Regions from separate parts of the Homo sapiens genome. Here region 1 is linked to region 2. A link is a contact called in ENCODE Hi-C or POLR2A ChIA-PET data. All regions are on one chromosome and are shown on one strand. Each heading gives the region's core, a stretch centred on a gene start or an enhancer-like site at or near the end of the contact. The rest is flanking DNA. Distances are from core to core; before and after follow the strand shown. Region 1 holds the start of WIPI1 (WD repeat domain, phosphoinositide interacting 1). Region 2 holds the start of MAP2K6 (mitogen-activated protein kinase kinase 6).

Region 1 (5,013 bases), core at 568-3,067, 960 kb before region 2:
GGAGTAAGGAAATTAACTTTCAAAGCACCCTACCGTTTTGAAAATAACATTCTTATTCAATTTCTGTAGAAAGCTGGGACTTTGCGTTATTTAATGGCTAGAGTATAAATTAACACCCTTTTTTGTCAAATCTAATGATGTTACAAAGCAGAATTTAGAACATTTACTACTTACAAGCAAACTAACCCCCTTTCTTAACTTGTGTTCAATTGGGAAGGAAAACATCACCCAGGCATTTCAACAGCCATGCCCTCTTGCAAAATGTTTCTTACAGAACATCAGGATTTTATCTATACCAGCATTTTTATAAACTGCAGGTCTCAACTCATGAGTGGATCCTAAAACGCAATTCAGTGAGTCACAAGCAGCTTAGAAAAAAAGGACACAGAAAATTGCACATGATATTTTGTGAATAGTGTATGTGTTATGGGTATTGGGTGATGTTGCAATACATATTTCGTATTGTGGATTGTGGTCAAGAAAAACTTGAAAGTCACTCAAATAACCAAGCTGTAGAGCTACTCGATTACATGATTACACATATGGGTTTTTCAAACAAAGGCATATTGTTCAGCACCGGGTGTTTTTAAACAGAAACATAAAGGGAATGGAAGCCAGGGTGGCTAATGGTACATAATGGCCTTAATTACACCACTGAAGGATCAATATTAGCGTAGCTCAGTCACCAGCAGCCAAGGCACAGAAACTGGTACAGCAGGAAGTGGGAAACTGGGAATCGGTCATCCCCGCCTGATGCTCAGGGTGCACATTCCAAAAAGATGATTCCATATGGTCCCCAGGGCTCGCTTCCATGAAAATAGGGAAAGAAACAGGCGTTTGCCTGTAAGTCACAGAATCCTGCAGATGCCTGAAACACACTTCAGCCCAGCTCCCTCTCAAAGCCCAAATGTGAACATCGAAGTAAAACATTAAAAATCCACTCAAAAACAACAGGGTGGAGCTCCTGTTTCCTGGAGAGAAAGCAGTCTGCGCCCGGGAAAAGAGTCTTGGACTCCGAGAAGGAGATCCTGCCTGGCTGGGTGGGCGATGTGAAAACAGCCAAAGAAATCCAAAGGTTTCTTCCATCCAGAGCGGGCAGGCACGATGCCCTGCGTCGGGGATGGGACAGGGGCTGGCCTGGCCGCAGGGATAGGCTGCCTCTTTGTCCGAGGCCCTGCCCAGATGCCACGTTGAGATGCTCAAGGACAAATGGGAAAGTTTTTCCTGTACTCTCATCTTCCTGGGCCCCAACTACAGAGTCCTGGGTCAACTTGCAACTTCCTCTCCTTTCTCATCTCTTTCTTTTGGCCACTGTCTCTCTTCCCCAGACACCCACTTTGGTCACTGGCTTTCCCACCGCCCTGCTCCCCCCATATTCCGTGGCCCCCGCAGCCCCACCACTCCCTTTGCGAACTCCCTGCTTTCACCCTTGGCCCAACCTTGTCGCTCTGGGAGGACACTGGGAGTGGGGTGGGGTGGGGGGTGCGGCAAACCCCACTGAAGGGGTACGGGGATAACAAGATCCCAATGCGTCCGAAGCAGACACCGGCCCTCCCGCCGAGGCCGCCTCGAGGCGGAAGCCACAAGCTGCTCTCAGGACGACACCCCTGGGTCCTGACACTCTGTCCCCCACCTCCCTGGCAGGGGCCGAGTCGCAGCTTACGTGCAGTCCTGGTTGAAAGAGAAGCAGCTGAGCGCCGACTCAACCCCGCCCGGGGGAGCGTCCGCGGCCTCGGCCTCCATCGGGGGCTCGGCCCGGGAAGCCGCAGCTCGGAGCCGGCGACAGCCACCTCAGCAGCCCGCCCGCGCCGGCTCCACGGGCCGGGTCGCCGGTCCTGCCCCGCCCCTACCCCGCCCCGTCCCCACCCCGCCCCTACCCCGCCCCGTCCCCACCCCGCCCCTACCCCGCCCCGTCCCCGCCGCGTCCCCGGCTTCGCCCCGCCCCTTCTCGCCCCTCCAGCTGGTCCCGAGGACCAGAGCACCTGATAGGGCGGGGCCCCTGCCTCCGGCCACCATTGGCCACGAGCCCAAGCCACGGCTGGCGGGCACCGCCCCCCTTGGCCAATCCGTGGCAGCTGTGGGCGGACCCGCCCGGCTGGCGACCCGCCCCTGGCTTCGTAACGCGGCTCTCCATTGGACAAAGGCGCGTGACGCAAAGGCAGCAGGCCCACGTGGCGGTGTTTTCATTGCCGGAGCCGCCCAGCTGGGAGGGAGAGGGAAGAAGGAATGCGGCTGGGGCCAGATCTGCTGGTTTCAGTCCGGCAACTGCGTCGGGGCCGCCGCAAGGGTGACAGGAGGACGCGCTAGTTCCCACCCCGCCCAGACCCCTTGCCATGTGTAACTCTGCCTATTAAACTTACAGAGTTTAGCAGAGAGCGTTAGACTCCAAAGCCCCACCCTTTTGTCGAGTCCTCAAGCCGCATTGAGAGAAGCTCCTGAAATGGGGCTGCCTCAGCCAGAGAGATAGCAAGTTATCTTATCCATTGCCGAGCGGTTGAGAACCCTCACTACTTGCCAAGCGCGCCGTACTATGTATGTCATCTTGAATTCTTATAAAACTTGTGTGGAAAATACGATTGTGCTCAATATACAGAAGAGGCAACTGAAGCTCCAAAGCTAAACAATTTGTCTAAAGTAACAGTAAATGGTAGAATGTCTGCATGTCTGCTTTCAAGACCTGTGCACTAAATAACTGCTAAACAGTAATTTGCAAAAACAACGTAGCACCTAGCATGCGAGATTCTAGGTTTTCTAACCAGGACAGAAATGACTGCAGCATTTGACGGAGCTGGAAGGTGGGGGGAAGCACCTTTGATCTGAAAAGTTACAAAAATGGCACAAAGTATCTAAACAAGACCTATCCGATCCGCAGCTGAAAAAAATGAAAGTGTGTGTAGGGCAGTGTAGTTTATGAAAGGGGTAACGTCTTGAAGATATAGCACAATTCAAAACTCACGTAATTCGAGATAAACCTTAACAAAGAATCTCTTTTTAAAAGCTGAGTACTGTACATGTTCCCATGCGGAATTACTGTCAATACGGTTTATGAAGCAGGAGCTCTGCCAGCTTTGGATTGTATAACTGCTGATGGATTTTTAATTCATTTTTTCAAATTTTGAGATGATATTTTAGTTATTGTTATATGACAGTCTCTCAAATCAGCATAATTCAAATTTATTAGGTTGGTGCAAAAGTAATTGCGGTTTTCCCCATTTCCCACTTTTAATACCCAGTTTATGACAAAGCTACTTTTATGTATGTGTATATATATATATATTTAACCTTGGACCTACAATAGATGAACAAAGGGCACTATTTCACCTAAACCTTTCTGGTTGGATTTCCGGTTTGTGTTTTCTGAGATGCAAATGTAACAGTTTCTTTTCTCAACTTTATTATTTTTTTCTCTCCACTGATGTAAAAAATAGTTCAGCTCATAGATTCACAGATGTTATTGCTCTTTGGCTGATTGTGAGGTGTTGTATAAACTATCAGAAGTGAATGGAACTGCTGTTTAGATACTTTGTGCCATTTTTGTAACCTTTCAGATCAAAGGTGCTTCCCCCCACCTTCCAGCTCTGTCAAATGCTGCAGTCATTTCTGTCCTGGTTAGAAAACCTAGAATCTGGCATGCTAGGTGCTACGTTGTTTGGAGAATTACATGAAGTGTACCATAAAGTTTTTAAAGTGTAAGCTGTTATTATCAGTTTGTTATTAAGAGTTTGGACTTTATGGGATAGACCTGGGAGCTGGTGTTAGTTTTTGAGCAGGAGTGTTTCATGATAAAAAAGCAGTGTCTTTGTCAGATAAACTTGGCCAGGGTGTGCAGAACAAATTAGAAGTGGGAAAAGATCTAGAAGTCTTTAGGGGACTAATGTGAAATTCTGGAAGTAAAGGGACAGGAGAGACTAGGCTAAAGTGATGAAAACAAGGCCAGAAAATTAGACCAAATCATAGAGTTGTTTTCAGGCATTGCTGTCCAGTAGATAAAATGAGCCCCAAATGTGAACTCCACATTGTAAATTTCAGTTTTCTAGAAGATACATTTAAAAAGGTAGAAATAGGCAAATTAATTGGAATAATATCATTTATTTAATCCAATGTGTCAAAAATATCATTTCAATATAAAGATAATCAATATAAAGTTACTAATCAGTTAATTCAGGTTTTAATTTTTTTTTTTTTTGAGACAGAGTCTTGCTCTGTCACCAGGCTCACTGCAACCTCTCCATCCCGGGTTCAAGCGATTCTCCTGCCTCAGCCTCCCAAGCAGCTGGGACTTCAGGCCCCCGCCACCATGCCCAGCTAATTTTTGTATTTTTAATACAGACGGGATTTCACCATGTTGGTCAGGCTGGTCTCACACTCCTGACCTCATGATCCACCTGCCTCAGCCTCCCAAAGTGCTGGGATTACAGGCGTGAGCCACCACGCCTGGCCTCAGATTTTAATTTTTTTTTAGAACTAAATATTGAATATCCGGTGTGTATTTTTCACTTACACCATATCTCAGTTCACATGAGCCACATTTTAAGTGTTCATGTAGCTGGTGGCTACTTTATTCTCAGTAGAGTCTTGAGGGACTAAATGACAGGCATGGCAACTGATGGGGAAGGGGGAGGGGCAGGGAAGAAGAGGGAAGAGTCAAAGCTGATTTCATGGTTGGGAAGGGGAAGCCCATTGGGTTGCTTTTAGAAACTAGATCTTCAGTCAGGTATTCAGGAAGTTGTATTTCATTTCAGACACTTTAAATCAGCAGCAGAACTGCATGCTTACTGGAATCAAGGTTTGGATCTAGAGCTATGGCCACGGGAGAAAAATGGTCACCTTCCCAGCCTCAGCCTTTCCTGTGAATGGTCCCCCTTATATGTTTCTTTCCAGGCTAATGGTCCATTATGGCACCAGCCATGTGGAAATAACATCTCAGGGCTGCCTCATCTGATTTCATTTTTCCCAAGACAATATGTAAGTCTGTATTTTTATATAAATCTGTGCCTATTTTATTAAAAACCT
Region 2 (5,124 bases), core at 2,292-4,791:
AGTCCCAGCTACTTGGGAGACTGAGGTGGGAGGATCTCTTGAGCCCAGGAGTTTGAGGCTACAGTGACCTATATGATCAGGCCACTGCACTCCAGCTTGGAAGACAAAGCAAGACCCTTGTCCCTAAAAACAAACAAACAAACATAGCTGGGCTTGGTGGCATGCACCTATAATCCCTGCTACTCTGGAGGTTGAGGTGGGAGAATCTGGGAGGTGGAGGCTGCAGTGAGCTGAGATCATGACACTGCACTCCAGGCTGGGCGACAGAGTGAGACTCTGTCTCAAAAAATTAAAAAAAAAAATAAAAACAAACAAACAATTAAAAAGATGGGGGAGGCCAGGCGCGGTGGTTCACGTCTGTAATCCCAACACTTTGCAAAGCCAAGGTGGGTGGATCACTTGGGGTCAGGAGTTTGAGACCCCCTGACCAACACGGTGAAACACTGTCTCTATTACAAATGCAAAAATTAGCTGGGTGTTGTGGTGAGCTCCTGTAACATCAGCCATTCGGGAGGCTAAGGCAGGAGAATCGCTTGAACCTGAGGGGTGGAGGTTGCAGGGAGCCGAGATTGCGCCACTGCACTACAGCCTGGGTGACAGAGCGAGGACTCATCTCAAAAAAAAAAAAAAAAAAAAAAAAAAAAAAGATGGGGGATTTAAAACAGAAGCATGGGCCACCTGAAGATGAACACTTGATGTGCATATAAAAGGAGACACCTGCCAGAATTCACTCCTGCCTTCTTACGCCACAATGGGGAGGATTCTCCTCCTAGTACCAATGATACCACGAAGACTGGCAGGAAGAAGAGCACAGGTACCTCCTCTTCCACCACCCACGTATGTGGGAGAGGAAACTTTTGAACACCAAGGCAGGAAGAAGAACTTTTTCTTCTGGGAACCAAGACTTCACAGAGAGGTTGAGTTCCCTGTCATCCCAATTTCCTACTTGAAATTCAGGATACATTTTTCCCAGAAAGAAATATGATACAAAATTTTGCTATTTTTAAACGGATGATTCAGCCAATTTATGGATGAGAGGTGTTTTGTGTATGCATGTGTGCTTGTGTGTGTATATTAGCTGCTGAACATATTGTTGGTGCTATGGGAAAATGAATTGCAGATTGACTTTCAAGCTACAATCCATTTGCCAGCTGTGGACTCCGCACGCCTATGCAGAGAAAGTAAGAGCAGTAATGACAGTGGCAAAATGCACCAGACAAGTTGTGATTAGAACTCTTCCATAAAGAAGGGAGTCTGGGGCTACTTAAGAGCAATGCAGCTGACCACATAAAATGCAAATTGAAGCAAGCTCTAGGTGGCTGTTCAGGCCCTGCCTGGGCTAAGCCAGTTTACAGAAAGCTCCAGCAGCTATCCCAGGGCCTGGCTCCATCAGTGTTTGGGAAAGTGAACTAGATTTTCACACGTGTCTCCTGGTTAAATGAGACTTAGGAAACCATGCTGGTTTGAGGGGGTGCTGAGCTTGTGTGTATACGATAGGAGGGAAGGGACAACATGGATTAGCCTAGAAGGACAATAAAAGAGTTAGAAAGTCCTTGCACCTGTGTTCACAGACCAGCAATGCCTTCCTCTTAGGGGCAGAAGCTAATATGGAGATTAGATTGCCTTCACTAATTGTCAAGAATGTCAGTAAAGGGGACCAACTTAAGTAAATTAATGTTAGTCTCACAACCTATTGCATATTTAAGATTTGATTTGCTGGTTTGCAGCTGAAATAAGACGGCTTCCTTCCCTCTAATGCATCCCTTATGCAGATGGTCCTGGCTTCCAGCATCCTAAATACAATTCCAATAGTTTTCATTAGTAATCATCAAATCTAGCTGAATCTTCTTTCAAAGTGCCTCTTTTTGCCTTTCACTACTGACCTAACCTATCTCTAGCCTCTCCCAGTTCCAACCCACCTTGATTGCTGAGGGCAAATTTACTTTCTTAAAACAATGCTTGGATTAAGTTACGCCCCTTTGCAAGACCCTTTCACCTCCCCGCAAGTACCTGCAGAATAAAGTCCAAACCTCTAGCCCACCTTTTAAGGCCCTGTGGAGTCCTCACCTGTAAATCTCCCCCGCCCTCACCACTCCTGCACACAAGGCAACAAGGTCTCCTTGGCAGCTTCTGAGTAAGGTTGTCCTTATTTCTGCCACAGTGCTTTGTCCACACCTCCTTGAATTCCTCAATTCCTCCCTCTGTCTTAAAAGAACATTTCTGAGTCTGTCTGCTCCATGAAGTATAAGTCCGAGCTCATTTTTGCCCATGCCCTGCTCACTCCTCTCCATTCCTTGCAGTGAATTGTGCTAAGCATCTCTGGCTTCCTTGTGAAAAAGGTGATGCCGTTCTCCATCAGGGTGCTGTGTACCCACTATGTGTGAGCGGTACAGAATGAATGAACATCCCAGGGCCCTAGAAAGGCGCCTGGCACATCCTGGACACTCAACAAGTATCTTTTAATTTTAATGAATAAATTCAAGATATTCGACTGTATTCATTTTCCACCCACTTTCCCCCTAGGCCAGGGACTCTCCTCCCAGGTGAGAAAAAATCATCTAGATACCTTAATTTTGATAAAGTTAGCGTTGATGTATAAAAAGCAGAACTTCCTCTGTAACCCTGTGAGAAATGAGAAGCCTCCAATCTTCTTCCCCACACCTACCCCCTACTGAGTTTCGGGTTCCTTGGAAATAACTGACCTGGATTGTTTCTGACAAAATAAAACTTTGCATCTTCTCCACAGAGCAAAGGTAACCTTACCTCCAGCCAACCCAATCATCCATACATTTTTCTTACTAGAAAAAATGTTTTTAAAAATGGAGGTGTGGCCGGGCGCGGTGGCTCACGCCTGTAATCCCAGCACTTTGGGAGGCCGAGGTGGGCGGATCATAAGGTCAGGAGTTCGAGACCAGCCTGGCTAAATGTTGACACCCCGTCTCTACTAAAAATTAGCCGGGCGTGGTGGCGCATACCTGTAATCCCAGCTACTTGGGAGGCTAAGGCAGGAGAATTGCTTGAACCCGGGAGGCGGAGGTTGCAGTGAGCAGAGATCGCGCCACTGCACTCCAGCCTGGGCGACAGAGCGAGACTCCCTCTCGGGAAAAAAACAACAACAACAACAACAAAAAAACCCCCAAACAAACAAAAAACGGAGGTGTGAGGGTAAAACGTCTACAGGCAAGAACAGCACAACAGGTGCTGAGCTGCAAAATCAACACACTAAACTCCCAAACAGACCTTCTCGACAAGCCAAAAGCTCTTTAGCTAACCTAATATTCTTTAGCTGTTGTTTCAGAGGCTTTTCGAGAACAAAACTGCCGCCCCGTCTTGGCCTTGCCGCTTTTCACCCATCACTCTACTGAGTGTGTGTCTGACTTGTTTATCTGGACGCAATCTTTGTCGCACCCAGTTATCTCGCTCAGCGACCGGGGCGACCACGTTTCCTTAAATCAGAGCCCCGTGGACTCCGCCGGAGAACTACATTACCCAGCGGCCTTCGCGCCCTTCGCAGGAAGGACGTCTGCGCACTAAGATACTCAGTTCCAAGTTTGGAGCTTTTAGCTGCCAGCCCTGGCCCATCATGTAGCTGCAGCACAGCCTTCCCTAACGTTGCAACTGGGGGAAAAATCACTTTCCAGTCTGTTTTGCAAGGTGTGCATTTCCATCTTGATTCCCTGAAAGTCCATCTGCTGCATCGGTCAAGAGAAACTCCACTTGCATGAAGATTGCACGCCTGCAGCTTGCATCTTTGTTGCAAAACTAGCTACAGAAGAGAAGCAAGGCAAAGTCTTTTGTGCTCCCCTCCCCCATCAAAGGAAAGGGGAAAATGTCTCAGTCGAAAGGTAAGAGGCTGTTTGCATTAGTTGCAAAAATGCAAAGGGTTGTGCATGCATTTATGAATGCATGGATGCAATTTTCGCCTGGCGAGTGCATTTTTAAGTTTGAGGTTTTCCACAGCTCAGTTGCATTTCCTGTTTAGTATGTGTCTTTTTTTGCAGACACAGAGAGTTCCTGTAAGGCAGGGCTTGCAGTTCAGCTGTGCATTGACGTTATTTGCATTCTTCTGCTAGGATTACTGAGCTCTTTTTGCCTTTTGCACAGTCAGGAGAGACAGAGCAGGTTGGTAGCGTCTAAATGTGCAAGGCTTTATATAATTGTAAAATTCTTTACTATGCACAGATATTGTAAGTAATTTTGTATGCAACAGGAATAGAAACTTTTAAAAACTCTATAGGTGAAGATGAAAGGTAAAACTTGAGTTAAACTACTAGGAAATTAATGTAATCTTATATTCTTTGGGGGAAATAGACCGTTGCGGTGCCAGTATTTAGCTAAATTTCCATTGATATCGCCTTGAACATTAGGTAACTTTTGATTTTTAAAGGAAGTAAAGGTGAAGGGTGAATAACAGCATATCACAAAAAAGCAGACGAGTCTTGCTCTTCTGAGATTTTGCACTTTACACCAATTGCTTATTGGCTCGCAAAATTTAGAAGCAGCAGTGAAGACCTAATGTTTTATGTCTGCCCATTTGGGGGATGCTTTGCATCTTGGGGGAAAATATTGGGGGTAAAACTGTACTTTTAAGCATTACAGTAGTGTGAAGGGACTGCACTGTTTCATTGACAAGCATAATGAAATATTTTAAGTGTGTAACTGCGTGTATTTAGTCAGCTGTAATAGGTTGGAAGTTCACGTTATGGTTGTTTTCTTTATGTTCTTTTATTTTCTTTTCTTAATTTTTGTTTTTAAACACAGTTGTATTTTGCAGGCTTAATGTCACCCTGGGAAGGGGATTTAAAAAATTCCTGATATGACATCAAAGAGCAGACTAGGTGCTGTCAGGTGCCCCTGGGACCCCAAGTCACTTGTTTCAGAACAATTGTTTCTTTACCATAGAGAAAGCATATGCCATATGAGAAGTATGGGATGATGAAGAGAGGTGTTAGATACTATTGAATTAGGCTACCCGGGGCACTCTTTGAGTAAGACATGGTGAAATTAAAGGGTCTAACAAGCTTTTTGCTACTTTTTTGGGAGGGAGTGTGGGGAGTTGTTGCACCGCTTTTTAATTCTACCTGATGGGAGTCATATATCTCAGCAGCCCAAGAAGGAAGTAGT

What was found. A loop is a pair of places that touch in the nucleus more often than their neighbours do. ChIA-PET counts read pairs that join two places held with the same protein, here RNA polymerase II (POLR2A). Pooled maps may share reads with other maps.
Region 1: a pooled map shows a loop between it and region 2 (4-fold over the local background). The contact joins the promoter of WIPI1 here to the promoter of MAP2K6 in region 2. A Hi-C loop is called at or near these places in 4 of 50 pooled maps. POLR2A ChIA-PET finds 5 or more read pairs at or near these places in 2 of 52 experiments (BJ and activated T-cell).

What each region holds. Positions count from the first base shown.
Region 1 is chr17:68,455,679-68,460,691 of GRCh38, forward strand. It overlaps WIPI1 (WD repeat domain, phosphoinositide interacting 1), which reads right to left and starts at 1,818. Exons shown (of 13, transcript NM_017983.7): 1 at 1,664-1,818. The coding sequence starts at 1,743. It also overlaps a transcript of PRKAR1A not described here. RefSeq lists silencers at 1,558-2,237, 1,974-2,260.
Region 2 is chr17:69,411,156-69,416,279 of GRCh38, forward strand. It overlaps MAP2K6 (mitogen-activated protein kinase kinase 6), which reads left to right and starts at 3,542. Exons shown (of 12, transcript NM_002758.4): 1 at 3,542-3,845. The coding sequence starts at 3,830.